Regions from separate parts of the Mus musculus genome. Here region 1 is linked to region 2. A link is a loop called in an ENCODE intact Hi-C map of the cell type or tissue named here. Cell type or tissue: gastrocnemius. All regions are shown on one strand. Links, peaks and the distances in the headings refer to the core of each region. The heading gives the core; the rest is flanking DNA.

Region 1 (15,229 bases), core at 2,489-10,488, 110 kb after region 2:
CCAAGAGGAGGGCCCTGCACAATGTTCCTGAGCGCCAGTTCAAGGAACAGCTACAAGGAACTCAGTTTTGAATATCCTTCTCTTACCCGAAGGATGAAGAGGATGTGATAGAAGACACTGAAAATTCTAGCGTGGCCAGCATGTGGAGTTGTGTGCCTATGTGTACCAGATGTATGAGGACCAGGAAGTGGGATGAGGATGGCCCAGGTCCCAAACCCAGTTCAAGGTCAGTCATGCTACAGGGCCCCAGGACTCATGTTAGTTTTGTGGGAAGAGACTTTCGGGTGTTTGCTCAGAATAGGTCTGCCTAGAACTGCTAGTCTGCTCCAGAGAACCCAGCAAGATCCCTTGCCAGTATCTACAGGGTGAACATAGCTGCTGGGATTCCAACAGTATAGGAAGTGCCCCCTCCCCAGAGTGGATGGCTGATTTACATTACTCATGTCTCGGCTTCACTCAGGTTTTATTCCCACTTAGTTTCTGCTTGCGCACACGTGATTTCCATAGCCATAAACAGCTTTGACTTATTTTCCATCCTAAAATTATAATTTAAGTAGTGTTTGAGGGTATTTTCCTCTGGAAAAGGTGAACTTGGGAAGATAGCCTCTGGTGAGTCCCAAGGGCACTCTACTAGCCTTCTTGCCAGTTCTTGCTAATTCTCCAACTCCAGTGATGTAAAGAGCCTCCCCCCTCATGCCCGCCCCACACACACCCAAGGCTCGTGCTCTGGGAAGCACTTTCCCTCAGCCAAACCTCATGTGTTTCCTGTACTTCCAAAGTATCCAGACAGGAAGTGCTAAACCTCAGAAGGCAAAAATAGCTGACTCTTCCCCAAGGGCCATGGCCTCCAGACACAGAGCTATTGCCTGCCAAGCCCTGCAGCTCTGGGCCTACTCGGTTTTGTCGTTTAAGTGTGATCTGATACAAGTCATTTCCAAAAGGACTAACATTAGGCCTCGGTCTGTGACTGCTTGGCTCAGGTGTGGTACTTAAACACAAGAAGATGTAACTAGAGCTAACTGTAGCCAGATGAGTGAAGAGGGGCTCAGGTTGGGTCCCACAACCCCCTAACCCAGGCTCTAGCCTCTAGAAACCAAAATACCAACAAGGCTTGATGCTATAGCTTTAACTGTCCACAGCAAGGAGACAGCCCTGGTGGGAGGGGAATGGGTCCCAGGAGATTCCTTGCCTGGGGTTTGACCTGGGACGTTGTCTTCACCATTTATCATGAAGATTCATTGCTGAAGGGCTCAGCTCATAATCCAGAAAAGGAAGAGACAGGGTTCTCAGCTTCAACATTGCAAACTTCATAGGCCAGCACACAAAACATGACCTCTGCCTCAAGCCCAGGGTTTCATGCTCACCATGACTCATACCCCACTGGAGAAGCAGCAGCAGCGACCTGAGGCTCAGTGCTCCCGGGAGGCACACACTGGTTGTGGGACCAGACCCACTCCAGGGTTTTGCTGGGTCTCCAGGTGAGAAGTCTTTTAGTAGCATGTCTTTCCTAACGTATTCCCTGCTATGGTTACTCATGGTCTGGATAAGGACACATGTGTATTGTTGTGGGGACAGGATCCAAAAGATATGTTGTCTAAAACAGGAAGGGTGGCTAGGAGTCAAGGCCTGAGACTGAAGCATGGCTTCCCTTGCAGAAGTAATGCACCTCTATTATACAAAATACGGCTGGGACGAAACAACAACAAATAAATACTGATTAGCACAGGGGTGGCTGTGAGGATGTCCTGAAGTTCCACATACAGGAAGTAGCAGCGGGATGGCGGGATGTGTAGTGACTAAACTTGGTGTTCCTGGTACTGATGGCCCTGGGTCACAGGCTGCTGAGGTAAAATCTCTTAAGGGTGGGTCTAATAAAGTGAGTCATCCACAACTCGAATACCCTCAGGGATGGATGGCCCTACAGAGATGATGTCTTTGACAAATGGCCTACAGTTCACATTTCACTGCCTGCTCAGAGTCGTCCTGAGATGTGCTGAGTAGGAGTCTCCTTGGGTGTCCTGAACTTCTGGACACCAGTATGACATAATAAGAAATATGTATTTGGTCTCTGTCCCAGTTCCTGATTCAGCTCTGAAATCTTTTGGAATTTCCTGGACAACAGAAGCAACTTTGCTTTTTGAGAAGATTCCCCTACCCCCGTCATCAGCCCACCCCACCCCAGCCAACCAAACAATGAGGCTGGGTTGGTATGTAATGTGGTGCAGCCTAATTCTGTGGGGTCATAGGTCATGTTCTTAGGGTTCTTGGTACTCAATATGTGTACGCATCTGGCTGCTTGTCTATATACTTTTCTGTGTCCCTTAAAATAAGCTGGAAAAGCACTTCGTGTTTCCCTAAGTTTATATGAGCCCAAAAGCAGATCATATGGGAAGCTAAGTTAGACAGAAACATGGGGAAACTAAGGACCCAGTACCTGTAACAATGACTGAAGCAGAGTTTATGATATCAACCTAGGGTGAGTGCCAGAACCTATTTTCTCAGATGCCTACAACACCTTGTGAATTTTGAAGCCTCTGACACTCCCTCTGATATTTGCACTATTTAGGAGAGCAGACATTAAGCGAAAGAGGGTGTTAAGTCACCCAAAACTACAGGCTACTGAGCAGGATATGGTCTTTCCAGCCAGCATTAACTTTGGGGCCCCTCACCACAGGCCTCTTTTTGATGACTTCCTACAGTCAGGGAGTCTAAACCCTCCATAGGACCCCAGGAAAACCAGGAAGGCTCTGGGAAGACAAAGTTAACCTGTAGCAGGGCCAACCCCTCTCAGTTCTAGGGGAGGAATAAGCTGCTGAGAAACCCTTCAGTTGTCAATGGGTTGTTCTATGGACCTTATACCCAGCTCTGCAAAGATCCCACCCAGCCTCCCCCAAGGCCCTTTGTAAATGTCTCGGGCACAGTACAAAGCCAAAGACCTGTTCTTGAACCAGGAAACCTTAAGTCTTAGGTGCCAGCCTAGAATTTATAGCCATGCCTCTGATTTGTTAATACATTCATGATTTATAGACCTCTTCACATTTACAAACCTCAGGAGAAAGTGCAAATTTGTACCCCAAGCAAACTGCTGTGGTTAGTATCACCCAAAATTCATGTGACAGAAACTTTGCTCCCCAAATCACACATGTGTTAATGGTATTTAAAGGCTGGAATGAGGCAAGATTAGAAAGACAGGGAAAATGAAGAGATATGGGGAGAGAGAAAGAGTCCCTCACCCTTGGTGGCTGAGAAGTGTGTGTGTGTGTGTGTGTGTGTGTGTGTGTGTGTGTGTGTGTGTGTGTGTGTGTGTGTGTGACCTATATATAAAAAGGATTCCCTTGGCTTTTTCTTGACCCATTTCCATTTTATTCATCTGTATACTTGTCTAGTTCATCAGAAACCATCTACAATCTCATTTCAGAAGTAACATTTCCTTAGAATATTTGGTATAATAAGTATGCCAAAACATTTTAAACCTCTTGAACAATAAAATTTCAAGGGCCATAAAATCATGTATGTATGTATGTATGTATGTATGTATGTATGTATGTATGTAATATATGTAAATATAAATCATTGTTAAAATACTTAAGTTTCACTCTGAAGATATTCTCAAACATTCTAAGCCACTTACACTCTCTTAACAACTATTTCTCCCTCTTAATTCTAGTACTTAAAACTGCAATAAAACCATTTGTTTGTTTGTTTTATTGAGACAGGATCTCCCTATTTGTCCCAGGCTGGCCTGAAACTCACTATGTAGCCCAAGCTGACTTTAAACTTGACAATCCCCCTACCTTACCTTCTCAACAATTATCTTTTCCTTAATAAATTTTGAGTTTGCTTGATAGTGTCTTGTTTTGTAATTCTCTTCTGTGTTCAAGTCCAGATCTCAGGTTCACTTAAGTACTGGTCTCTGAAAATGACTCCTCGAGCTGCCAGCACTGAGCCACAGTTCCTATTGCTACTGACAGGGCCTCTGGGAGACAATTGGGACTAGAACGGTTGGTATGGAGCCACCTTCAGTAAGCACCACAAACGACCTCTTGAGCATGAGGAGCATGCCGAGCCCTCTTCTTGAGGAGTCAGTCCCCAAATACTCCAGGGGTTGTCTTAGGAGCCAGCCCCTCTCCTCCCTGCTGCCTGTGATACTTCCTGGCCCCAGAATTCTGGACCTGAATCAGCAACCAGCTCACGTGATTGTTGGTCTCCGCCAGCAAAAGGGGACTTGGCAGTACACAAAAAAGACCCTGTCCCTGCCCCCACAGAGCCAGCAGTGTAGAGACAGTGCTGGAAGCCCTTAATAGAAAGACTTCCTGTGGAAGGGATAAGCAGACAGTGTGGGTGGGAGATGGGGGGATGGCAGAGGTGGGGTGGCCTAAAGCAGCCCTCAAATGGAGTAGTAGTAGGGAGTCACAGACTACTATCATCTGAGCAGGACTGAATTTGATATTGCCTTCGGGTTTCTATTGCTGTGATAAAAAAACCTTGACCAAAGGCAACTTGGAGGGGAGGTTATTTTAGCTTATAGTTCCACAGCACAGTCCATCACTGAGAGAAGACAGGGCAGGAACTCAAACATGGCAGGAATATGATGGCAGGCACTGATGAATGGCCATAGGTATGCTGGTTACTGGCTTGTCCCTGTGGCTTGCTCATCCTGCTTTTTTTTATAGCACCTAGAACTATTTGCTCAGGGGTGGCCCCACCCATAATAGGCTAGGCTCACCAATCACAATCACCAGTCAAGAAAAGAACCCACTGTAGTTGAATAAGCTGAGTTTAGTTTTTGAAGCCTAGGCTACTACTGACCCTATATCTATCCATTGGTGTAGCTCCTTTGTGCTTACACAACTCCCTTCAGTCTAGTACCTTCTAATCAGTGTCCTCATTGCAACCCAATCTTTCCTTTCTGTGGCAGTGACCATAAGGATAAATTTCCTTTATATCATACAACAGCCACAGATAGACTCGGATTTTAAGTCTAGGCATTACCAGTTGCAGCCTACATCATCAACTCTGTGACCCCAGTGTGTTGGAAAGCTCTCTAGGGCAACTTATCCAGCATCCCAGGTACTTGGCTGGATCTTGCTCTAGAGCAAATGTCCAGGAATGTTTGAGGAATCAGGGTGACCATGGTGACATCTGCCTCCACCTCCTTAGTGATTTGACCATTGAGAACAACCTGAAATTATGTAACCTACCATAGACCATGGGAAAGCAAAGGGCTAGAATTGCTCACAGCTAACCTAAAGAAGATTAGGGGCAGTGGTAGCTACACAGGCTAACAACCCACAGTTTGCCTCCTAGTAGTAAGGCTGTTACCATGGGCTATGGTAACCAGGTATGCCACCTGTCACCTTCCTTGGGTGATTTGGTTTTTATTAAGGGGTGGGCTCTAGTTTGCAATAAGGTATACAAGTTTATGTGGCACAATGGCATGACCAGGCTAGGGTCACTTGGCTAGGACAAGCCAGAGCTGAGAAGGAGGTCCCACGTGGCCCCGAGCCATTGGCTTCAGTCTCTACCTCAGGCTTCTGTCCAGTCACAGCCTTTCCCACTAGCTGGTGCAGCTATGGATCAAAAGAGGTTTCCATAGACATACTTTGGCATTGTACTGGCTGCAATGGAGCTACAAGTTGTTGGGAGCTGAAGCCTGTGCTTCTCAGCAAATCCCTTCTGTGAGGTCAGGGACTGCTAAGGAGGACCCTGAAGCTGGTTCCCCCGGAGGTCTCATCAGAAGTGGAGGCTGTCAACTTCTTAAGCCAACTAGCTTTGACAGCCACATTAGCAACACTGCTTTCCTTCCTTGTGTTTCCTCAGGTATACAAGTTTATGTGGCACAATGGCATGACCATAAGGTTGCTCCCAGAGTCTCTGGCCTGCCACCTCTCCTCTATGTTCTCTGATCCATCCCAGCACTCCCTCTTACATGCAAACTTTTATGGACATGCCATTTCATATTTCTGAGTTCCATAGATTATTGTAGCTCATGTGAGACATTTTCCTGCCCACAATTTAAAGAACAATGTCTCACTGAATATAATAGGATGTTAATCCTAGGACATTCCTGTCCCCTCTATCAAACAGACAGCTCAAGTTAGGTGGATAATATAGCTTGCTATACCCTAATACAACCTAAAGGGACCCGCTATCTACCCTTGAATTATCCTAGACCTAGAGGGGCCTCTGGCTTGAACACCTCCAAACTATCCTCAAGTTCTGTGGGCACAACAGGGTAGTTCCTTTTGCAAGTCAAGATACTTCTATCTTCTTCCCAATCTGGGTCATGCTCCTTCAGCAATCAGGGCCTACCTACCATGTGTCTGTTCTTCCTTGAGTCCAGAAGTGGTGCTGACTGGTTTTTATAAACTTGACACTAATACACATATACACTATACATTTCTGGGAAGAGGGAATATTAACTAAGAAAATACATCCATAAGACTTACCTATTGGCAAGTCTACAGAACATTTCCTGATTGATGGTTGATGTGGAAGAACCCCACTCACTGTGGGCAGTGCCATGGCTGGGTAGATGGCTCTGGATGGTCTAAGAGAGCAGGTTGAGAGAGCCAGTAGGCAGTACTCTTCCATAACTTCTGCTTCGGTACCCGTCTCCAGGTTCCTCTCTTGAGTTCCTGCTTTGACTTCCTATAATGGTGAACCGTGATGTGGAAATGTAAGTGAAATAACCCTTTGCTCACTGCCCTGCCCCAAGTTCCTTTTGGGCATGATGTTTTATCACTGCAATAAAAAGTTAAGACAGTGGCTAGTTGGGCCCCGGGGATCAGGACATCTGTAGTTCCTTCAGTAGCCACAAGAGGGGCTTAGATTAGATCCAGCCATTCCAGCCTCTGCTGAGGTGGACAATTCTCTAGGCATTGCACAAGGCCTGGAGTTCAACTCTGCGGTAGACTTTATTCTGGACTCCACATGTTCTGACCTCCTCTCCTGCATCACTATAGCCTGTATGGTACCCGAGAACAAAAACACTCCATATGGAAACCACTGACTCCGGCTGTTTTCTCGGCTATGTGTGGGGGATTGGGATCCAGGTCGAGACAAGCGCAGGCTCGCTATACACATGGTTTCTACAGAGAATGCCTTATTGCTTGCTACCTGTTTTCTGCCAAAGCAGACTTATCCTTTCCTGCAGTGGGGCTCTGTGTAGAGAGCCTCATCATTATGGAGGCCACAGGCATACCCCCATAGCTTTGACACAGACGTGTTCTGAGTGCTGCAGAGATCATGACTTGGATCCGTGTTCTGCATCTCAGGCTCTCCTTTCCTTTCTCAGGATCTGCCTGTGGTCCCAAAAGCTCTAGCCACATCCTCAAACCATTTCCCATGGATTCCAGGATCTCCATGTGAGAAGAAGGTCACCTCTTCAGAGGTCATGACCCAAAAGGATCAGTACTGTCTAGTCCAGATGTCTACTCATCTCAGATAAAAAGCTGACCATAGACCAAAGCACAAATACCAAGTCCAACTCAGTGAACTAGTGAGTGTTATTAGTGTTACTTATGGAAGAATGGGTGAGGGGTACTTATAGGAGTGAAAATGACTCAAAGACAGCTATATCACTGAAGCCTACCCCACGACTGACAACTCAGAAAAACCTGGAAACCTGTGACACACAGTATAGCCTGGAGACAGTTCCACATGTTAGAGAGTGTCCTTTCCATGTAGTTGCTCTGAGCCTCTGCCAGGAAGCTCAGCAGGTTTCTGGTTCTTCCAGGCTGTTTGGCTGGTCTCTGTTTCTTCCAGACTGCTGAGCTAGTGTGCTGGCTAGTTTTATGACAACTTGACGCAAGCTTGAGTCATTCAGGAAGAGGGAATCTCACTGAGAAAATGGCCTCACCAGATTGGCCTGAAGACAGTCTGCAGTGCTTTTCCTTAATTAGTGATTGATGTGGGAGGGTTCAGCACTCTGTGGGAGGTGCCACCCATGGGCAGGTGTTCCTTGGGTGTATAATAGAAGCAGGCTAAGCAAGCCTAGGTGAACAAGTAATTAGCACTTCTCTATGGCCACTGTATCAGTTCCTGCCGACTTCCTTCAGTGATGTAAGAATCATAAGCTAAAAACCCCTTTCTCCTCAGATTACTTTTGGTTATGGTGTTTTATCACAGCAATAAAAACCCTAACTAAGACAGCTGGTTTCTGCTCTTTCCAGGGGACTGAGTTTGTCTGAAGGTGACTCTCAACGTTTTTACTATTTATATAGTCTTGGGGAAAGAGGATCCTAATGAATCCGGTCAATTTTGAAACACCATGAAGCACCATGACCAAAAAGCAAGTTTGAGAAGAAAGGGTTTATTTGGTTTATCCTCTCATATTGCTGTTCATCACTGAAAGGAGTTAGGACAGGAACTCAAACAGGGCAGGATCCTAGAGACAGGAACTGATGCAGAGGCCATGCAGAGGTGCTGCTTACTGCATTGCCTCATATGGCTTGCTCAGCCTGCTTTCTTATAAAACCCAAGACTACCTGCCCAGGGATAGCACCACCTACCATGGGCTGGGCTCTCCCCCATTGATTACTGGTTGAGGAAACGCCTAACAGCTGGGTCCTCAGCTGAGGCTCCTTCCTCTCTGATGACTCTAGCTTGTGTCAAGTTGATACACAAAACTAGCCGGTACACCTTAGAACACCCTGTCATAAAATATGTGGTTGTTTCAACCTCCTCTCATATAGTCTATGTCTTAAGAGGTTTCCTCCTTCAAGATGGAAGGCTTTAATCTAGGAAGAAACTGCTACACAACAAGGGTTTACCCTCATTCAGGAACACATCACACAGGATTTACTCCTACTGACTGCATCACAGGGTTGCCTTATAGAAACTCTAATCCCCAGATTTGGATTCTAGAAGCATGTGCTGCTGAAAGACAGAATTCTTGGGATCTTGTCCACAGCAAGTCTATGGCCTGTACATTATATTTCTAAAAAGCATAAGCTATAGGTCTTGAATGAGACTGAGATAAAACTAGCCTATAAAATAGTGAGGTAACCTAGAAGTGGGAGCTTTGTATAATCATAGCCTGTTTTCTTCTTGAGGATTGGGGTTTTTTTATTATTATTATTTTTTGAGATGTGCTGGTCACCATGTACTGTTATCTATCATCCAAGTATCCTGACCTTCAGTGGGGAGAGGTTCAGTTGAGGTAAATTGAGGTCTGTTTCATTTGTAAACTTGGAAAGAACGCTGGAGGTCTTGAGCCTTCGGCTGTCCTGAGCGCTCATCTGGCTATTGCTTTAAAGCTTTCACCTTGATCTCCGCTGGTGGTATACCTGGAAGACCATCATGAGGGCCCAGCAACACCCACATCTTGTCATACCCATGTAGATCTTCCGGTACCAGCATCATGCAATTTGATTCCAGTACCAGTATCATGTAATTGCACATTTTATAAACAAGCATCTAGAGTGTTTGGCTGCTATAACAAAATAGAGTCTGGGTAAGTTAATTTTTATGTATTAGTTTTTATTTTCAAGACAGGATTTCTCTGTGTAACCCTGGCTGTACTGGAATCCACTCTATAGATCAGCCTGGTCTCTTAGTCAGAGATCTGCTGCCTCTGCTGCTTGAGTGCTGGGATTAAAGGTATGCACCACCACCACCAAACACAGTCTGGGTGAGTTATAAACAGTAGGATTTTATTTCTCATAGTTCTAGAGTTCATCATCACCAGGAGACTCGGTGTCTGGTGAGGGCAACTTCCTCACAGATGGTACCTCTTGTGTTCACTCGCATGGCATAGGATGTAGCGCTCCCTCAAGTGTCTTGTGTAAGGCAACTAATGTAACAAACTAAGGATCTCCTAAAAAGCCCCATCTAACATCATCCTCTGGGGGCCAGGTTCTCATACAGGAGCCTGGGAGACATGACATTTCAGACCACAATAGTTTGCCCTCTCTTTAAGTCCTGGGCAGTTAGCACTGGGGCCTCTAAAGACATAGGTAGCTTTCCTGAGCATTTTGTATAAGCAGCATCAAGCCACAGCTTCAGGAGTTTTGTATCACGCTCCTTCAGATGCCCATAATTACTCACCAGCATCTCTCATCCCTGTTCCTCTTTCCTGATTTGAGAACAAATGTTTTCAATACAGTAAACACAATGCCCTGCCCACTTCCCACAGTCTGCCTGTGTTGGTGCCAGTCCCCATAGCCTGGGCCTTTGATGGTATCTTGGTGAGACTCCCTACTGTTGGGGAATAGTTTGTGTGCTGTGTATTTCAGATGCTGGTTTCTATGCCCAGAGATGTTCTTGCAGTCCAGACATTGGCGCTGTGATTATTAGAGCATCTCATGTCTCAGTGATGTGTAAAAATTATTTTCCTGGGCCCCTAATGAAGAAGCTAGAGAAACTACCCAAGGAACTAAACGTTGGGTCTGCAACCCTATAGGAAGATCAACAATATGAACTAATCAGTACTCCCCAGAACTATGTATCTAGTTGCATACGTAGCAGAGGATGGCCTAGTCAGCCATCAGTGGGAGGAGAGGCCCTTGGTCCTGCGAAGATTATATGCCCCAGTACAGGGGAATGCCAGGGCCAGGAAGCTGGAGTGGATGGGTTGGGGAGTAGGGACAGGGGGTCCCAAGGAGAGACAGAAGGGTCAGGGAAGGACCAGGAGGATTCTTCATGAGCAGGTCACCAAGGGAGCAGCCATGAGGACACACAAGGAGCAGAGTGAGCCAGGGCAGGATTCAGATGGCAAGTAATGGGGTGCATGACTGGAAATTAGTCCAGACCAGCATGATCAGGTGAGAATAGATGAGTTATCTGTCCAGCTATAGTGCTTGAAGCCTTTTAATAAACATTAGGTTGCTGTGTCATTTATTTGGGAACAAGGGGGTTGTAGAAAAGCCCAGAATTAATATGTATACCCTACCTCATGGGTATCAAGCTTAGGACCCACAACCCTTGGATTTCAGAACAGCACCTGCTGCCACCATGAACCTATGCAGTGCTCTGGCACTCTGAATGTTTGCAAAAAGGAGTTTCCAGGTGTTGCGTGACAAAACTTTTCCTGGGGCTATGGAGCACACATAACTAACTATTCACCCTTTGTCATGACAGACCAAAGTACAGATAGATACCACCCGAGTCCAATTTGGTGGACCAAAGCATTTTATTGTTGTTGCTTTCAGGAGTGGAAATGATTCAAAAGACAGCTTCATCACCAAGGCCCACCCCAGCATGGATGACAGCTCACAAAAGCTGGGATTGGAGAGTCAGTGCACAGCCTGCAGGCCACCCAACAGGTTGGAGAGTGTCCTTTTTATGTGCCTCAGTTGGTTTAAACCTGTTCCAGGCAGCTTGGCTGGCTTCTGCTTCTTCAAGGCAGCTATTCTGATCTCAGTCTTCTTTGCAGCTCAGCTTCCTACAGTCTGAGAGGGACTTCCTCAGCTTTTATTGTTTAATTTGGTAGGGAGGAACCTAGTGAATCTGATTGGTTTCAGGAGCTTCCCAGAAGGTAGTTTGAGTTGTTTACCTTCCTGTTTAAGGAGCTTCCCTGCAGGATAGAATGTTTCGATATCAGAGAAAACTGTTGCACAATACTAGGTCTGCCAAGAAGGCTTAGTCATGAAGATTTGTTTGTTCTTATGAGGACCTGTGTTTGATTCCTAGCACCCACGTGTTGGTTCATAACCATCTGTAACTCCAGTTCTAGGGGATCCAGCGCCCTCTTCTGGCCTTCACAGCTAACACACACAGTACATATGCATATATGCATGCAGAACACTCTTATACACTAAAGAAAATATATTTTTAAGAATGTCTACATATGCCAGGCAGTGGTGGCACATGCCTTTAATCTCAGCACTTGGGAGGCAGAGGCAGGCAGATTTTCGAGTTTGAGGCCAGCCTACAAAGTGAGTTCTGGGACAGGGCTACACAGAGAAACCCTGTCGGGGGGGGGGGGGGGTCGACACATATTATGTTGAAGGGTACTGTCTACACATATTGTGTTGGAGGATACTGTCTACACATATTGTGTTGGAGGGTACATCTAAAAGGAACTTTCTTGCTGCAAAAGATTACAGGAGGTGAGATGGAAGCAGTGCAGCCCACTCCAAACACAAAGGTGTAGAAACTACCTGTGCTTCCTTATCTTCAGGTCACTCTGGAGCTAGAATGCTACTTACTACTAAGTCATTTGAAATGAAACTATTCTCCACACATTAACTCTGAGAGACCATTGGGTCTTTGAAAACAAATCCTCAGATTGCCTTGGTCAGACTTAAAGATAAGGTTGTATTTCTACTCAACTCACTTAATGCTATTTTTTACTGGCTTTTCAGATAAGATGCAATTTCAGTAAAAATATCATACATGACATAGTGCTTTGCTTTGTAACAAGCTACCGAATATTTTGCATTTGATCTAATTTTTAAAACAAAACTTTTATTTTTCTGTGAAAGAGGTGCTCACAGACACACCCATATGCCTTAGTTTAGAGCACTTAAGAGTAGTAACCTGAGCGGGTTAGTCCAGGTAAGAGGGGCAGCATACTGCTAGACACAGCACACCCACTGTACACAGCTCCTGCTCACCTTCTCTATGTGAGGTGAGCTAGAGAGCTTTCACAGCGACCTGCAAAGGTCCCATCATAGCTCTGTTCTCTCACAGTGACCTGCAAAGGTCCCATCATAGCTCTGCTCCAGCTTCGTGGAAGAGGGTGGACACCCTGTTTATACAGGTAGGAAAAAGTTTGGCAATGCCTAGAACAGACTGTGGAAAGAGGTTGGGCACTACTGCATCTCCAGAAGTTAAGCTGTTAAGATTGCTAAGGGTACTCGGTTCCTTTGCAGAACTGCCAGGGACAGTGTAGGTTCTTTCCTTTTGGGGAGCGAAAAAGTAGGCCACTGTTTTCTACTGAGGAAAGAATAATAATAATAATAATAATAATAATAATTTGAATGCATGAGCAGCAGCCCAGAGCAGGAAAGTTGGCTCAGCAGTTAAGAGCACTTGTTGCTCTTGCAGACATAGTTTTGAGTCCCAGCACCTGCCTGGTGGCTCACAACTGTCTGTAATTCCAGTTTCAGAGGATCTGGCACTCTCTTCTGACCTTCATGGGCACCAGGGAGGCATGTGGCACACACGCATACATGCAGGCAAAACACTCACATACATAAAATAAATTAACCAAGATTTTGAAAAGCACTGCAGTCTAAAGCTTTGCTGAGAGCTCTTGCTATTTTTAAATTACATTTTATTTTGCGCATGTGTTGGGGGTGTGTGGGGTTGTGCACCATACCCTATATGTTCGGAGGTCAGAGGATAACTTGTGGGAGTAGGTTCTCTCCTTGATACCACATGGGTCCCAGGGCTCAAAGTCGGGTTCTAAGGCTTGGCAGCAACTGTCTTTATCCGTTGAGCCATCTCTTCCACCCATCTCCTGCTATTTTTAAGTGTGGAAACTCTTGAGGGCTGCTTGGTGCCAAGGCCAGTGGGTGACCTCAGTGTCACCCCTCACAAATGGAGGGTGTGGATGACCAAAATATGCCATCTTAAAATATATTTCTAGTTGTAGGATGACCATTTGGAGAAACTGCAGACACAAGCATTAAGTTAGAAAAGCACTAACGAAACAAAATGTACATGGGTTATCTACATTAAGTAATCAGGTGTTTTATCAATATCTGGGTTCCACGCAGCTCAGAGGTTGTCACCCGTCCTTTGGAAGTAATTTAGTGAAACCTTTTGGTTCTGTGGGATGCCTAACTTTGGGACTCCCACAGTTCATAGAACACTTCCTTCCCCAGTATCCCCCGGGACAATGAATCTCTGTGTAGCATAGGAACTCAACTATCTGGCGTTGACCAAGCGTCATGTGTCCTAATGCAGGCCACACGAGGGCCTTGGGTCCATGAGAACTATCTACCTTTGGCTCACTCCAGACAGACCCAGTCCAGACCCAGAACCTTCCTCCAGGAGGGGGTCCTTCCTCCTTGTCTGGAGCAGTCAGACCAAACAAGATTCTGATGAAATGTCGCCTGCTTTAAGCTTACTGGCATTTTCCTTTTTAAAGTTACATAGGCCCAACCTGCGGTGGGATTTTTAAGTAACCACCTACTTGCACAGGGTGGCGTCCCCCCACAAGTTCCCCCCGTTCTTAAGTTTTTTTATAACGTTAGTTTGGCTGCGGACTTCAGTTTGCGATTATTTCCGTCAGGTGGGGCAGGAGGACTTCCGCAGGCCAAGAAGCCACAGAGGCAAGTGAGAAGGACGAAGGCGCAAAGCCAGGGGCGCCCACGGACTCCGGAAGCCCAACCCTTTGCTCGGCCAGGCCCCGCCCACACACTCAGCTCTGGCCACCCCGGAACCCCTCGCCCGAGCTGCTCCCGCCGAGAACGGCGGCTCGCCCCTCCCGCTCCACCATCCAGAGAACACCGACGGGCCGCCTCCCTGAGCATTCTGCTCGAAGGACCGCCTTCCCTTACTGACTGACGTGTCTCTACACCAATAGAACGTGGCTGTTCCCCTAACAGCCCTCCCATACCCGTAAGTCCCTAGCGAGCCACGTGGCTCTGCACCAATCGGAAGCGGTCCAGTCTGTGCATCGCCTCCTGGAGCTTGCTGTGCATGCGTTGGCCTCCTAGGCAGGACTGCGATTGCAGGAAAAGGGCAGTGGAGCCGCGCGATGGAGGTCTCCGAGAACGCCACAACGCGCGGCTCGCTGGCCCTAGTGGTAGGTATGGCCGGGTGAGACGCGGTCCCGCCCTCTTGTGCCTTCTTCTGTTGCTGTTTCTCCCTCCACGGTAGTCATCTTGTCTCCGGCTCGCAGCCGCTGTACGCTGCCACGGGTTCGGGAACCTCAGCTTGGAGGGTTCCCACCATTCCGTTTCGAGGTAGACATGTGTCCGAGCTCATACCGTACACTAACCTGCACACCTACTAGCGCCCCTCCCGCCATATCCCTGCTCGCCAGCATGCCACACCTATCTTAATACCTAGCAGGTGGGTTAGATGTCTCAGGCCAGGGTGCATTAAGTGTGGTTCACAGGCATTGCGCCAAGTGATTGTATTTTTCATGCCAGTCTTATTGAAATTGGAAACCGGTAAATCAAGGCCTTTGTCAGAAATTTATATCTTTTTTTTTAAAGTTGTGAGGTCTGTAGCTCTGGCTGGCCTGCAGCACATACAGCTGAGGATAACCTTGAAACCCTCCAGCGTCCGAGCCACACTTACTGATAACAAATATGAGTCATAACACCCC
Region 2 (15,229 bases), core at 2,414-10,413:
ACCTGCTGTAACCTAAAGAGATGCTTTGGATGTTCCGTATCTTTCTCTGCTTCTTGGGACCAGAACCTGAGTGCCTGGGGCTCCAGACTCCCACCATGTTGAGAAGACAGTCCTGGGAAGGGTTTCATACCTCCCCAAACAGGCAGTGGGGTAAAGTTCTGACCTTAGCCAAACCTGCTTGACACATGAGAAGTCTTGCAGCTTTCACTTCAGGATACCCACATAAGTTAAAGTAGGAATCTGAGTATGTGAGAAACAGCATCCCCATATACGCATGGGAGGCTCTTCTTCTGGTCTTATGTCCTACCTGCTCCTGTACAGCAATAGAAGGGATCCACCAGGCACAGTGTACTGCATTCCTCTGCCCCCATTTCTGGGATTTTTCTCTGAAGCTGTTTAAGGAGAACATATGTGCATATGTAAGCATGTACCCATGCACTAACAATGTGTGACCTCTAGCTTCTGTTTTTGTTTTGTTTTGAGACAGAGTTTCTCTGTGTAGCCCTGGCTGCCCTGGAACTCACTTTGTAGACCAGGCTGTCCTCAAACTCAGAAATCCGCCTGCCTCTGCCTCCCAAGTGCTAGGATTAAAGGCGTGCGCCACCATGCCCGGCTGACCTCTAGCTTCTTACTCCATACTCAGCTGCAGAGCCAGGGCTGATATGAGAGAGAGAGAGAGAGAGAGAGAGAGAGAGAGAGAGAGAATATGAATATGCTATGAGTTAGTCCCACTTTGCAGGCTCATGGAGTGAACACAGAATACCAGCCTTCACCCCCAACAGCAGAGCATGTTAGGCTGTATCTAGGTGCCAAAATGTCAAGATCAGGTCAGGATCTGAGCATCACAAAAGAATCCAAATACAACTCAATCAGTGGGTGGTTAATAATGGAGTCAGATGTATGAGGTTATACAGATGAGGGGTATGAGATTATATCACCTGGGGATCTGCCATCATGTCTCCAGCACTGGCCCTACTCCTGAGAGGTAATCAGTGGACCAGATCTACCAGTAATACTCCACACAGAGGCCAGTACTAAGCAAGCTAGCTAGGGAAAGCTGTTAAAGGAGAGGCACTTGAGTCAAAATCGTCTGACATGGTCCTAGGTATGGATACTAACTACATCTTATCCATAGCTGTTCAACTATTTATAGATGGGACCAAGGCAGAGTAGTTGTTGCCCAGTGCCCTACAGCTAATGATTCCTTGTCTATCTGCACTCAAACCAAGTACCAGTCTGGCACCTTCTTTCTCAGTAAAGCCACTAATTCTGGTATGACTGTAGAATTCACATCCATCATTAGTGTTCAGAGGAATATGCCATCATGCCACCAAGCTCACATCTTTTCTCGGGGTCTGTCAATAGAACCAGACTTTCTTTTCTGAGATTAGGTTCTCAGAGTGGACAAGTGTGTCTGGTCCTTTGTCCAAAGTCTCCATTGACTCTGTGGCATGAAGCCATCCTCCCCAAGTTACCCAGGTAGATGCCTTGAAGGTCTTTGGCTTCAGCCTCATCCCACTGATCCTAAAGTACCTATCCAATGGCACTGTCCACAGAGAGGCAGGCACTAAATCAGGAACATGAGGACAGGCCTTACCCAGGAATGAGGTTAATGCAAGAGCTTATAATCTACAAGTGTCACTCTCACTATGTGGCTGTGTCCTAATCTATTTACTGTTCCCACTAGGGTGACCTTTGGTCTTATGGGTGGGCCCCCACCCCCAGCATCTTGGTCCTTCCTCTTATATTGGGTGTGGACAGTGAAACCAGAGTTTCCTCCTTTGACTCACATAGCTCTACTTTACCATCTGCAGAACGGCCTCCATTGAAGGTTGCCATTTGAGTTGCTTGTATGGCTCATGGATTGGAGTTGATGGGAGGGCAGGAAACGATGAGCTCAGCCTTTGACAGGGAGGCTGTGGTTAGAGAAGACAGATGGTCAGTGAGCAATACTGTGGGGTTGAGGGTGAACAACTCCCTCCGTTCTTCATAGATGGTCAGGAGAGAAGGAATCATGAACAACAGGACAGATGGACTTTAGAAAGACAGGAAGACAGATGTGTGTGTCGATATTCTGTAAAAATCAGAGAACTGCTGTGGAGTGAATGAAAACATGGGATTTGTCCTACTAATATTAGTCATGTGACTATGAACACATATCCAGACCCCAGTTTCCTGATTTTCTGAGTGATCTATTTATACAGTGCTATAGTAAACACAAAACAACCTTCTTTAGGTGATCTACAGTCACTTAAGGGGCCAAAGCTTATTCTCATTATTCCCCATCCATATACTGCACATCAGTGGGCAAAGGCACTGATCCATAGGGCACCCCAGTCAGGATAGGGGGCCATATATAGAGAAGGGCAGCTCATGAAGATCAGTACCCAGCACCCACGAGTCTATCAGCAAGGCTGGACCATAGCTTTGGTGGAAGAGTGCTTGAGGAGGCCAGGGAAAGAGAGGACCCTAACATTAGAAAAGCAGGAGGCCAGAACAGAGGCAACTCGGGATCTAGATGGTCTTTCTAGATCAGGGTAAGGTGACCTGCAATGCCCGAGTTTCATATTTTCATCATCGTAGGGAAAATGGGACTCCAATCTGGCTTCAACTTGACTAAAAATAATAAAGTAAAATGCTACACTTATATGTCTGGCCTATTGGAGATGTGAAGTGAGATTTAAGTTTGCTTTGATGTGTGCTCAGGGAACCAGTACGTAAGAAGTGAAGCAGCTCACTCTAACACTCTACAAAGGTAGACAGAAGAGGAAGCAGGGAAGCACTGAGCATGTAACCGAAAGCAATCTGAGTGCAGAGAAGTATCAAGCCGAAAGCCAGTACAGCTCACCTCGGGGAACCCATTGATGCCTATGTGTCTCAGTCCCTGCACAATCTTGGGAACAGCTGAACTGTACCAACAAACAGGTGGGACCCTGCTGCTTAACTTGAGCCAAAGTGTATAGCATCCATCATCAGCTTTGCAAACAGCTTCCAGGGCTGTGAGCAAAACAATCCCAACCTTATTTTCCACAAGCACCAACAGATGTTTAAAATTGGGGAGGAATCTCTAGACTAAAACATTTCTCAGGCAGGGCCTCTGGAATAGCTCCAGGGAGCTGCACGCCCATAGCTTGTGCTGTTGTTCTAAGCCGCCCTTCACACATCAGGAATGTCAAACAGAGCTGACCTCAGCACCCTGAGAGCCCCACTCCAAACAGAGCCCTGGGCTGTGCTCTCCAGCAGCAGGCAGATCTGGAGTGTTTGTCTAGTTTAAAACAAGCTAGTTGGATGGTGTATTACTTCTCCAACCAAATACTATTGACGCTGCATGCACAACCATCTCTACTGCTCCTGAACTGCATGCATCGCTCAAGCCTGCTCAGCACATTTAGCAAGTGGAAAAGAGATGATTGTTTCTCATTTCACTGAAAAATTAGAAGGAATCAAAAAAAAAAAAAAAAAAAGATTTCCATGTGTTTCCTCCAGGCATCTCCTGATCCCTAGCCAACTCTGTGAACACACCCAGACTAGAACTTCCTTAATTCAGGAGCTTGACAGTGATCCTCCTCCAAGCTGGGTCCCTCCACACCAGTCAGGTCAATGGGGTCACCATACAAAGCCTGCAGGCTTGGCCACTGACTGTCTCTGCCCTTTACTAGGAACAGTCAAGAAGATAGTATTGTCATCTTCACATATCCTACACTTTTCTTAATCCTTTCCCGGAGACGTTATCTTCTCCATTACACACACACACAATTTTTTTTAGCTGGGCTCATAAGTGGCCTACCAGTTGCCATCTGGGCATCAAATCTTAGTGTTCTTTCAGCTTATCAGCGACATCCCACACAGGGTATCATGCCCTATGGAAAATGAGTTCTTCCTTAACTTCATTTCCAGGCCTATTCTTTAGCTGTTCTCGTCACCATGGCCCTGTATTATTTTCTTACTTCTGCTAAAACAAGCCATTGAAAAGTTAGTGGCTTCAAACAACTTTCAAAAAACTGTATGTGATCTCATGGTTTTGAATAACAGAACTCCAAAAACAGCTTCTCTGGGAAAAAAAAAAAATCAGGATTTAGCAAGATCACCCTCTTCCTAAAAAGATCCAAGTGAAACCTTAATTCTGGACTTTCCCAGCTGCCCATGCTTCATGATCCCTCCCTCCCTTTCCAAGCCAATCTCACCCCTCCGACCTCCGCTTCTGTCCTTACATCTACTCTGGTGCTAATAGTATTGTTCCCTTTTTTAAAGATGTTGTAACTCTTTCAGAACTATCTCATCATCTTTTCTCATTTTCATCTGCAAAACCTCTTTTGACATATAGCACAGCATAGTGACAGCTTTGGGGACTAGGATGTTGGTTTCTTTGGAGATAATTGTTATGCTGATCACAACCCGGTCTCCAAAATTTTATACATAAAATTCATTCACATAATCCCAGCATCTATAGAAATCTAACCCATTAATATTAAGTTCAAGTTTACAAAAGTCTAAATATAAACCAGTTTTAAACTCCCAAACTTCAGCAGTCTGGAACACAGGCCTATAATCCCAACACTTGGGATTTTGAGATCAAGGTCAGCCTGGGCTACATAATCAACAAATAAACTATGAAGTGTATAAATTACTACATAAATATCCTAAGTCTCATCATCCCAGTCAGGAGTAATTGAGGCTCTAGGTGTAGTCTATCCAGATGTACAATATTCTCCATTCATGAGCCCATGAGGGACAGTTACTTGCTCCAGTATGACAATGTGGCAGATGCATGTCAACATCCCCATCAAGAACCAAAAAATTAAGAGAAAAGAGATACCCATGAGAGTCTAGATGCAGCAGGTGTTTGAGAATTCCTATCTTATTTTCTTTCATGGCTAGACATAGAAATTTGGACTCCTTACTCTCCAAGAAGGTCCTCTTGACTCCCTAGCTCCAACAAGTCTCCAATATCCCCACCCAACATACGCAGGTTCAATTTCCAGTACCCACATGGCAACTCACAGCTATCTGTAACTCCAGTTCCATGGGATCTGACACCTTCATATGCAGGCAAAACACCAATGAACATAAAATAAAATAAAATAAAATAACCAAGCATACACTCTCCCAGCTGTAAGGAAAGGTCAGAACTTTGGGGCTCCTTGATCAAAACAGAAAAGAGGCCTGTTTCCTTGATACTGGATGGTGGGACATTCTAACTGTCTCTGTAAAGAGGGTTAGGCTGGGCCAAGCATGTGGACACGGAGCCCTGAGGGCCTGCTTCTCTGAGGATAAGCACGCCAAATGAGGCAAATTCTATTTTTGCTACTTTTCTCTAACAGTCTCTTATGTGTCAGTTTGTTCAGGCCTCACCACTACTTCTCCAGCTCCCATCTTTTGCTTATGGTCTGTCTCAGAGCAATGCATGGGTGCTGGTAGCAGGATGGATTCTGCCAGAGTCAAATTAACTAGACACTAAACCTGAGTTTATCCACTTGTTAAATGGGTATCAAAGACCTACCACATGAGCTTTCCTAGTAAACATTATATCACACAAATAACCATAAACTGACTAAAAACTACAGAAACATATTCTCTAATAGTCCAGGAGGGCAAAGGGGAAATACCAAGGTAGGAAGGCTCTTTCCTGTCTCTCCCAGTTTCTGACGGCTCCAAGTGTCCCTTGGCTAGTGTTTGCCCAATGTAATCCTATCAGATGAGACAATACATACAAGGAGCCATGCAGGATGTTCAGTCCTCTGCCTTTCCAGATGAAGTGTGGGTAATGGCCAAGAGGTGGTGCCTATCAATCCTACAACTAGCTCTTATCTGGACAAGATGATCTTCATTTCAGCTGCAGCTCAAAGAAAGCTAATGAGAGGCTATAGGTCATAGGTCATGTAAGGAGTAGCCTAGCTGGCCTTGGCTGGAGATCTGTCCTCTCTACAAGAGAGAGCAGGATGCTTATCCTATTTTTACCTTGCCTTAATCCTTCAGCCACCCCATAGCAGAAGATTGTTTTCCTCCCATCCTCAGTACCACAGATGGCCATGAAACCTGGTGTAAATATTGGAATGTGGTCAACAGAACAAGGAATTGTTCTGAGCAAAGGTTTCAGAGGCAAAACACATCCTGCTAACCCTCTTGCAGTTTCTGTCTGGAACTTGCCCTATCATGCTTCTGCATCTTCCACAGGATCTTAGAAAGAGGGATGAGGAGTGACTCTAATATGAGATGTTGCGGCAGAAGCGGAAATTCAGAGAAGTCCTAACCCAGTGGGATCAGCAGGGCAGTTAGTGTACAGCACTGTTGTAGCAATAGCTGAAAAGGATCTGGGGCCCAAAGCAGGGAAACGGCAAATTGTGTTATGTAATTTTTGTTTTGTTTTGTCTTAAATCACAAAAGTGCCTCCAATAACCTAGAAAACAGGAAATGTACCTAATGTAGCCCTGGCTTTGCAAAGAGCTTTCCAAACAAAACATCACCAGAATGAATTAGTTGTTTCTACTGTGCTCAGTAACATACCTTGAAGGGGAAAAAGTTAATCCACAAAAGAATAAGCAAATTGGCAGAAGAACTGAGAGAAAATATAGGAGTCCCAGAAGTATAGCTTTTGTGAGACAAAAAACTGTGATTGTTTCTTCAGCTGATAATTGTGGAATATTCAATCTAGGGCCTTCAACTAGAAAAGGCTTCCAGAATGTAAGAGAGTTATCAGGGATGTTTCTGCAATATTGTCAGAGTCAATTCAGGGGCAGAGAGACAGAGACAGACAGAGACAGAGAAAGGCAGAGAGGCAGGCAGGCAGAAAGACAGACAGACAGACACAACTCTCAAAGAGCAAGGTCAAGGAGTGAACACTTTGCAATCATAGGGATTTCTGCTTTGAGGGGCTTATCTCAGTGTTTTCAGTAGCTGGAACAGCCCAGGGCAGCAGCTTTGTCTGCCATCCTGTTATGAAGGAAGGGAGTGTGACTGACACAGACAATAACAAAAGTGAGCCAAGAAAGAACAGGACACCCAAGAGGCTAAATCATGGCTGATGACACCACTACCCTGCCCTGAGCTAACCTTCATGGTATCTGAGCCTCTGCCAACATGCATTTGATTTCAGACCAAACCAGCCAGGTCACCCAAATCAGGATTAGCTCTGGTCCTGGGCCCAAACCCTTACCCTTGTCAGGAGACTTGCATAGCCTCCGCCCCCAGGACCCTGCCAAAAACCTGCCAGTGCAGATGTTTGTGAGGCTGCTCCAGTGCGCCAGGGTTACACTGGGAAGGGAGGTACTTTTTGAAGCTGTGGTCACTGTGTTTGGTGTACAGAACATGACAGCAAGGAGGAGAAGTTCTGGGATTTAGAGCCAGACTTGGTCCAAATCCTGGCTGTTTTGTCATAATCATGTGGCTCTGAGCAAGTTGTTTATGCTCTTCGAGTCTCAACATCCATTTGTGCGAATCAAAAATACCACTACCACCAACTGTGGAATGTGATAGAAAAAGCGAAAGATACTCCTCATCGGGCAGGCTGCCTGTGATGATCAGTGTTAATTGTCAACTTGGCAGAATCTAGAATCATCTGGGAGATGGGACTCTGGGTGTGCCGTGGAGGAATTATATTGATTATATTAATTCGTTTGGGGAGACTCATCTCAGCTGTGGGTGGGACCGTTCCCCGGGGAAGGCATTTGGACTATATAAAATGGAAAATGGAAACCAAATGTGCATTCATTGCTCTCTTATGACTGTAAACATAACTTGCCATCTTCAAGTTCCTCTTCATTGGTGTCCCTGCCATGATACCTTGAACTGTGAGCTAAAGTAAGCCGTTTATCTCTTCAGGTGCTCTTGTCAGGGTGTCATGGCAACAGGAAAAACTTAAAAGACAACAATAGTATGTTCCTTAATCATCTCATGAATGGAGTCAGTACAAGATGAGGAGATCTGTGACCCTGGCAGCATTGTAAAGGGCCTGAAGCCAGTACCCACAGAATCTGTGCCCATAAATGTATATTAGGCATGGATGAAAAAAATGTCATCAACATTTCTGGCCAGAACCATACAACAAGGCAAGATCCAAACATGGCCTTGGTATCACAAGATTCAATTCATCTTCTTAGGAAAACAAAAAGGCAATGCAAAGCCGGCAGTCCCAGGAGTGACTAAAAGAGGAAGCAACGCCCCAGCAACCAAGCCATGGAGATGTGTACAGAAGCAGAGAGGAGCCAGTGCCTGGGAAGGTGCTGGAGGGTACCACTTGTGCTGCCTCCAGAAGAGAATGGCAGCATTACATCTGTGAGAAGAAACCCCAATACAGCTTTTCTTGAGCATCAGCCGTTGCATAGCCTCTACCATGGTATGCTTCTGCTTGACAACAAAAACCAAGGTTGGTTCTGATGTCAGTAACAAACATTTTTCATATTTTTAGCCTGTGCAGCTTCTCTCAGCTCTGCTTCTCATAACTGATACAGAAGACAACTCTGAGCCACTCTTCTGAAGTGCCACAAATTCAAAGGAGAGTAAGACCGAGGTCAGAACCACTTTCTCCCTCTTTCCTGCCTTCAGCGTCACTTTCTAAAACAGTGCAAGGACTTCTTTTTGGACCTTGGACTTTCTTGGAGATCCAGAAACTGGAGCCTTCAACACGGAGGTTTGTCTGGCCCTGACTTGAGGAAGTTTCATTATTCCTTTTCTATGGATGGAGCCAGACTTCAAAGAGACCACCTGTCCAGATGCTCCCTGCTCCAAGATCATTTCACCTGAGGACCCAAGCCATCTTCCAAGGCTTTCTAGCATGCTCCACAAATTTGCTTAGGGTAAACTTATCCCTTCCAAACTGACTAGGAACCTACAGGCTCTGTGAATTCCAGCCTAATGTCATTTTCACCATCAACAATAATGCTGGCCAGGACCATCCTCCTCCCTTGGAAACCTAAAGCTCTCTCTTAACCTTAAACCGGTGCTGTTCCAGGCAGCCATGTCCTGTCTAGCTCTTTGTACCCATGCTGTCTCTAGAAGCTTCCCACCAGACATCACAGCTCCTCTGGCAGGGATTCTGGTCTTACTGCTGTTTTAATTTGAATTTCACTGAGAACACCATGGTTGAGGAACCACATGCACACTGCCTGTTTGTCTCAGTTACTCATCTTTCCCTTGAAGATGCTTATATATATACATACATACATAGACAAGGAATGACTTGTATATCCTAAACATTAAACTGATGAGGCTTAGAGGTTGGAAATATCCTGCCCTACGTGCCACATATAATTAAAGTTGTGAAAGGGCTTCTACATCACTTTTGTAGTCACAGTGAATAAACAAAGTAAATGCCTTCACTAGGCCCCACCCAGTTTTCAGAAAAATAAACTTGGGTTCAGAGATACTGCTTCCCTGGACACTCTCGGACAGAGGTAAGAAGCAAACTCAAGACACACATTCCGACTTGTGGAATTTGTGCTATGATGGTACTCTTCAAGACTTAACTCTGTGAAACCTTGATAAATGGTGGTTCCCTGAGTTCACACATATTAAATCTGAATTTAGGATTGTGAAAGGAAGGATATTCTGTTTTATTAAAATTTGCCTTATAAAGTCAAATTCAGAGGGGAAGTATTTTAAGGTTTTGCTCAATCTCATGTAATCATCTATACCAGGAGTCTCTCTTTTTTTCCATTCTATTACTACAGCCTGAACTGCTTGCCCAGAACACCTGAGGTCACCTTAAGGCCTATGCCACAGTACACACCCCTCCTATATCTTCCTGTGGAGTTTGGAAATATGGCATCAAGGAGACCCAGGCCCTGCTTTGTCTTGCAGAAACTATATGTAAAAAACAAATGAACAAACAAACAAACAAACACTGGGAGGGCTTGGAGAGAGATCTCAGCTAGTAAAGCACTTGCCGGGCAAGCATGAGAACCTGAGTTTAATTCCCAGTACTGGTGTGAAAATCCAGTTATGGAACTGTGCACCTAAAAATCCTACCACAGGTATCTTGGTAATTTTCTGGTTAGTCAATTTACTAGGGTCCAGGTTCAATGAGAGACACTGTCTCAAAAATAAATAAAGTGTAGAACAAATTGAAGACATGTCCTTGACCTCTGGTTTCCATGTATATACATGCACACATATGTCCACACATGTACACACACATGAACATATGTGGGGAACCTAGAGTTCAAATCCAGTCTTTACTAGCAGTGAATAACTGGGGATGAGGAAACATAGGATATCCAACTCACCACCCAGCTGAAAGCTACCATACACATGGTAGGGTCCTTCTGGACATCTGCCAACTGCCTGAGAATCCCTCTGGATCAGACAGCTTGGAGAAAGACTCTACCTATCTGATCTGCATATGTGAGTAAAATCTCACAGTCAAAGCCAGCCACCCTAGTTTCTCCAAATCATGGATCTTAAAGGGATAGTCACACCACCACCTACTGTGAACATCACCTGAGCCCAACCATGAGTGCACAGAGGTTATGTGAGACACTCATCAGATTGCTCTGAAAATAGTTAGAATAACAACAAAAGTAAAGAGCCTTCAAAGACAGAAAAGAGCCTCTCTAAGAGGGAGCAGGAGAACATCAACCTCTCCTATCACATGATACATTGGAGGAACTAAATAAAAATGAGGACGATACTTGAGAGACACAGACCTCTTTCAGCATTTCTACTTGTGTTATTTGTGTACCCTTGCAACTGACTGCTTAGAAGACCTACTCGGGGAACCCTAAAACAGCACAAAGATCTCAACTCTAGAGCTTCCTACCAAAGAGGAGAAAGGCCTTCAAAGGATAGTATCTCTGCCCAATGGATTTCTCTCTCTACCATATCTGTTGGAAGTGTGGTCTAGGGCAGAGAAGGTGAGAACAGGAGTCTAAGGATTTCATTTCCCTCACCGTGTCTATAAACAGGCTGCAAACATCATCGGTCATACAGGTACCCAAACCACACTCTCAGCCTCGTTATGAGAAAGCCCCTAGCATGCTGTTGGGGGTGAAAGGTCACAAGTATCTACCTTGAGCTGTAGTCAGTGATGCTTTCTGCACTCTTTCTATTTCCTGCTAGAGGAACATCTTTTATCCCTAGGCCTGGCACAGTACATAGACTATAATCATTGCAGAAATAAAAAAAACAACCTAAAAAGCACCAACCAAAGCCCCTCCCAAATCTCCACTGAGATAAACAGGTACAAGACTGCCTAAAATCTGCTCCCTAGTCAGTCCCCAGGCCTATTGACAGAGTTATCCCTACCTCATCTCTAGCTGTAACTATAGCTATGAAATCTATACCTTATAAGCTAGCTACCAAGACCAAGTCTGCCACAGAAGATTGGCTTATTATGAAAGAAATGGATGGCATCTTCCAGACATCCAAAGCATACCTATGTTGTTTGTTGCAGCTTTGTTCCTGCATGCGCACATCTGATTCTGGGAGCCCAACCCCATCCCACACATAAAGTATGCCACCCTGCATAGTGTACATTACCAAAACAGTATAGGACACACAAACCCACCCAGAACACATCACCTATACAGTCTTTGCCACCCTGCATAAGGCTCTAACAAGTCCTGGTGCAAGGGGGATGTGGGCTGGAGTCACTCAAAAGGGCATTGGCATGGCACTACTCAACTCTAGCCCTCTAATAAAGTAGAGTGTGGATATGAACCACATGGCAATTTTCAAGAATATGTCTCAAGCATCCCAGATGCAACTCTGAAACTAGCTGTGCCAGGAACTTCCACTTCTGTGCACAAACCTTGCCCTGGTCATGTCAGAAAGGGCCAGGTAAAAAGATAGAAGAGACTCCTGTCTTAGCAGACACATGTCCACTCATAACAAAACAATATCAACGAACCACTGATTAAATGCTCATAATTTATTTATCAAGATCTGCAAGGTGGATGTCTGGGACTATGAACCAATGTGTATGGGTTCTGGAGTGGGCTGCCTTCCTAGCTGATAGGCAGCGTTGTTTCACAGAATTCTAACTTGGTCAAGGAAGCAACAGAATGCTCTGAGGCTTCTTCACAAGGACACTAATTCCACTTGTGAGGCCCTAACCTTCTTATCAGAAGCTCTGGGATTCAGCATGCTTTGCTTTGCTATGGGGAATGCCCTTCAAATGGCAGCTGTAGAGGACAAGCGTCTGCTTCTGTGGTTAATTTCTGATGTCCAAGTGCCCCATGAAACCCATTTTCCTGAAGCGACACTCCTATAGCTGGCTTTCAGAGCCTCGCCTGGCTCTGATAGTCTTACAATGTCTCTGACATAGATCTTGCTGCTTCCTTTCCGCATCATAAACATCACATCTAGACAGGCCCTGCCCTGCATGGTACATAGAAAGAAAATGGTTTTCTGGGGCTGAGGTGCTCCACAGCTAATGTAGCTATTTTAGGGTCACCAATACTCCTGTAAATATGCCCCTACACATGCTCCTATAAAAACAAATAGATGCATTGATTCTCTAAGATAGATTCAGTTTGGATTGTAGTTTATGCTCTATAATTGATGTCCTATATGGGGTAAGGAGCCATGTGTTCACATATATCCAGGAAAACAGAAAGCAAGCTAGAAACCACCCCTTAAAACTGCCCTATTAGTGTAGAATTCTATCTCCAAAGAAGACCTAATACCAATGCTTCTCAAACTATCCCACAAAAAAGCAGAAGGAATACTACCTAAATCATTCTATGAAGCCACAGTTATGCCTATACCTAAGCCACACAAAGACTCAACAGAGGAAGAGAACTTCAGACCAATTTCACCTGTGAATATCAACGCAAAAATACTCAGTAAAATTCTCACAAACTGAATCCAAGAAAACATCAAAACCACCATTCACCACTATCAAGTAGGCTTCATTCCAGAGATGCAGGGATGGTTCAATATAAGGAAACCCATCAATGTAATCCACTGTATAAACAAGCTAAAAAAAAAATCACATAATCATCTCATTAGATATTGAAAAAGCCTTAGACAAAATACAACACCCTTTTGTGTTAAACGTCTTGGAAAGATCAGGAATTCAAGGCACATACCTAAACATAATAAAAGCAATGTACAGCAAACCAACAGCCAATATCAAAATAAATGGAGAAAAACTTGAAGCAATCCCACAAAAATCAGGGACTAGACAAGGTTTATTTATTCAATCTAGTACTCAAAGTTCAAGTTAGAGCAATAAGACAACAAAAGGAGGTCAAAGGGATACAACTTGGAAAGGAAGAAGTTATCACTATTTGCAGATGATATGATAGTATACATAGGTGACCCCAAAAATTCTACCAGAGAACTCTCACACCTGATAAACAACTTCCGCAAAGTGGCTCAATATAAAATTAACTCAAACAAATCAGTAGCTTTTTTCTAGACAAAGAATAAACAGGCTGAGAAAGTAATTAAGGAAGCAACACCCTTCACAATAGTCACAAATAATATAAAGTATCTTGGCATAGTAAAAAAAAATGTGATACAGAGCTAAACAAAGAATTCTCAACTGAGGAATCTCAAATTGATGAGAAGCAACTAAAAAAAAAATGTTCAACTTCCTTAGTCATCAGGGAAATGCAAATCAAAACAACCCTGAGATTCCACCTTACACCAATTAGAATGGCTAAGAGCAAAAATTCAGGGGACAGCAGATTCTGGCAAGGATGTGGAGAAAGAGGAACACTCCTCCATTGCTGGTGGAATTGCAAGCTGGTACAACCCCTCTTGAAGTCAGTCTGGCAGTTCCTCAGAAAATTGGAAATAGCTCTACTTGAGGACCCACCTGTACCACTCCTGGGTGTATACCCAAAAGATGTTCCAATATGTAACAAGGATACATGCTCCACTATATTCATAGCAGCCTTATTTATAACAGCCAGAAGCTGGAAACAACCCAGATGTCCCTCAATGGAAGAATGGATACAGAAAATGTGGTACATTTACCCAATGGAGTACTACTCAGCTATTAAAAATGATGACTTCACAAACTTTGTAGGCAAATGGATGGAACTAAAAGTATCATCCTGAGTGAGGTAACCCAGATCCCAAGAGACATACATGGTATGTACTCACTGATAAGTGGATATTAGCCTAAAAGCTCAGAGTACCCAAAATATAACTCAAAGACCATATGAAGCTTAAGAAGAAGGCAGGCTAAAGTGTGGATGCTTCAAACCCACTTAGGAAGAGGAACAAAATAATCACAAGAGGCAGAGGGAGGAGGAACCTGAGTGGGAGAGGGGAGGGGAGGAAAAAGGGAGACCAGGACCAGGTATGGGAAGAGAAGTCTAGTGGGTCAGGAGAATGAAATAAGTAGCAGAGAGGGTGAGGAACTTTGGGGAACACTAGAAAGTCCCAGATATGAAGAATGTAAGAGGCTCCCAGGACCCAGTGGGGATGACATTAGTTGAAACACCCAACAGCAGGGAGATAGAACCTGAAGAGACAACCTCCAATAGATAGACATGACCCCCCCCAGTGGAGAGATGGGACATCCATCTCAAAATTTTTAATCTAGAATTGTCCCTGTCAAAGGAAATGCAGGGACAAAAATGGAGCTGAAGGGAAGGCCATCCGGAAATCACCTCACTGTTTGATCTATTCCATCTGCAGACACCAAACCTGGACACTATTGCTGATGCCAAGATGTGCTTGCTGACAGGAGCCTAGCTAGTATGGCTGTCCTCTGAGAGGCTCTGCCAGCGCCTAAGACAGATGCAGATACTCACAGCCAACCATTGGACTGGCATGGGGACGACCACAATGGAAGAGTTAGGGGAAGGTCTGAAGGAGCTGAAGGGGATTGCAACCCCATCAGAAGAACAATATCAATTAACCAGACCTCTTGGAGCTCCCAGGGACTAAACCACCAACCAAAGAGTATACAAGGGCTGGTCCATGGCTCCCACTACATATGTTGCAGAGGACTGCCTCATCTGGCATCAGTGGGAGGGGAGGTGCTTAGTCCTGTGAAGGCTTGATGCTCCATAGAAGGGGGATGCTAGAGGGGTGAGGCAGGAGTGAGTGGGTGGGTAAGTTGGTGGGTGAGCACCCTCTTAGAGGCAAAGGGGAGGAGAATGGGGTGAGGCGTCCATGAAGGGGAATCCAGGAAGGGGGATAACATTTGAAATGTAAACAAATAAAATGATTAAGAAATAAATTTTAGAAAGGAAAAAAAAAAACCTGCCTATTCTGCCTTCAAGATAAGGTGGATAAAGGCACCTGCTGTGAAGCCTGATGACCCGAGTTCAAT

What was found. Hi-C counts contacts between places; a loop is a spot of excess contacts. Peaks named below come from ENCODE experiments on the same cell type or tissue, not always from the same donor. Only the 100,000 strongest peaks of a DNase experiment are listed, where the experiment ranks them.
Region 1: a loop joins it to region 2, with 2.2 times the contacts of the local background. A loop is called at or near these places in 2 of 42 quality-filtered maps.

The regions. Positions count from the first base shown.
Region 1 is chr11:121,672,457-121,687,685 of GRCm38, reverse strand. B3gntl1 (UDP-GlcNAc:betaGal beta-1,3-N-acetylglucosaminyltransferase-like 1) reads left to right here and starts at 14,535. Exons shown (of 13, transcript NM_178664.5): 1 at 14,535-14,701. The coding sequence starts at 14,654. In gastrocnemius, for the core only: a CTCF peak has its summit at 6,814; a DNase peak (open chromatin) is centred at 4,218.
Region 2 is chr11:121,782,715-121,797,943 of GRCm38, reverse strand. All of the region lies in intron 1 of Gm12589 (a long non-coding RNA gene), which reads right to left. It overlaps Gm30338 (a long non-coding RNA gene), which reads right to left and starts at 3,014. Exons shown (of 3, transcript XR_389244.3): 1 at 2,849-3,014; 2 at 1,791-1,916; 3 at 598-657. In gastrocnemius, for the core only: no CTCF peak of the experiment used is centred there; a DNase peak (open chromatin) is centred at 7,153; H3K27ac peaks cover 5,736 bases.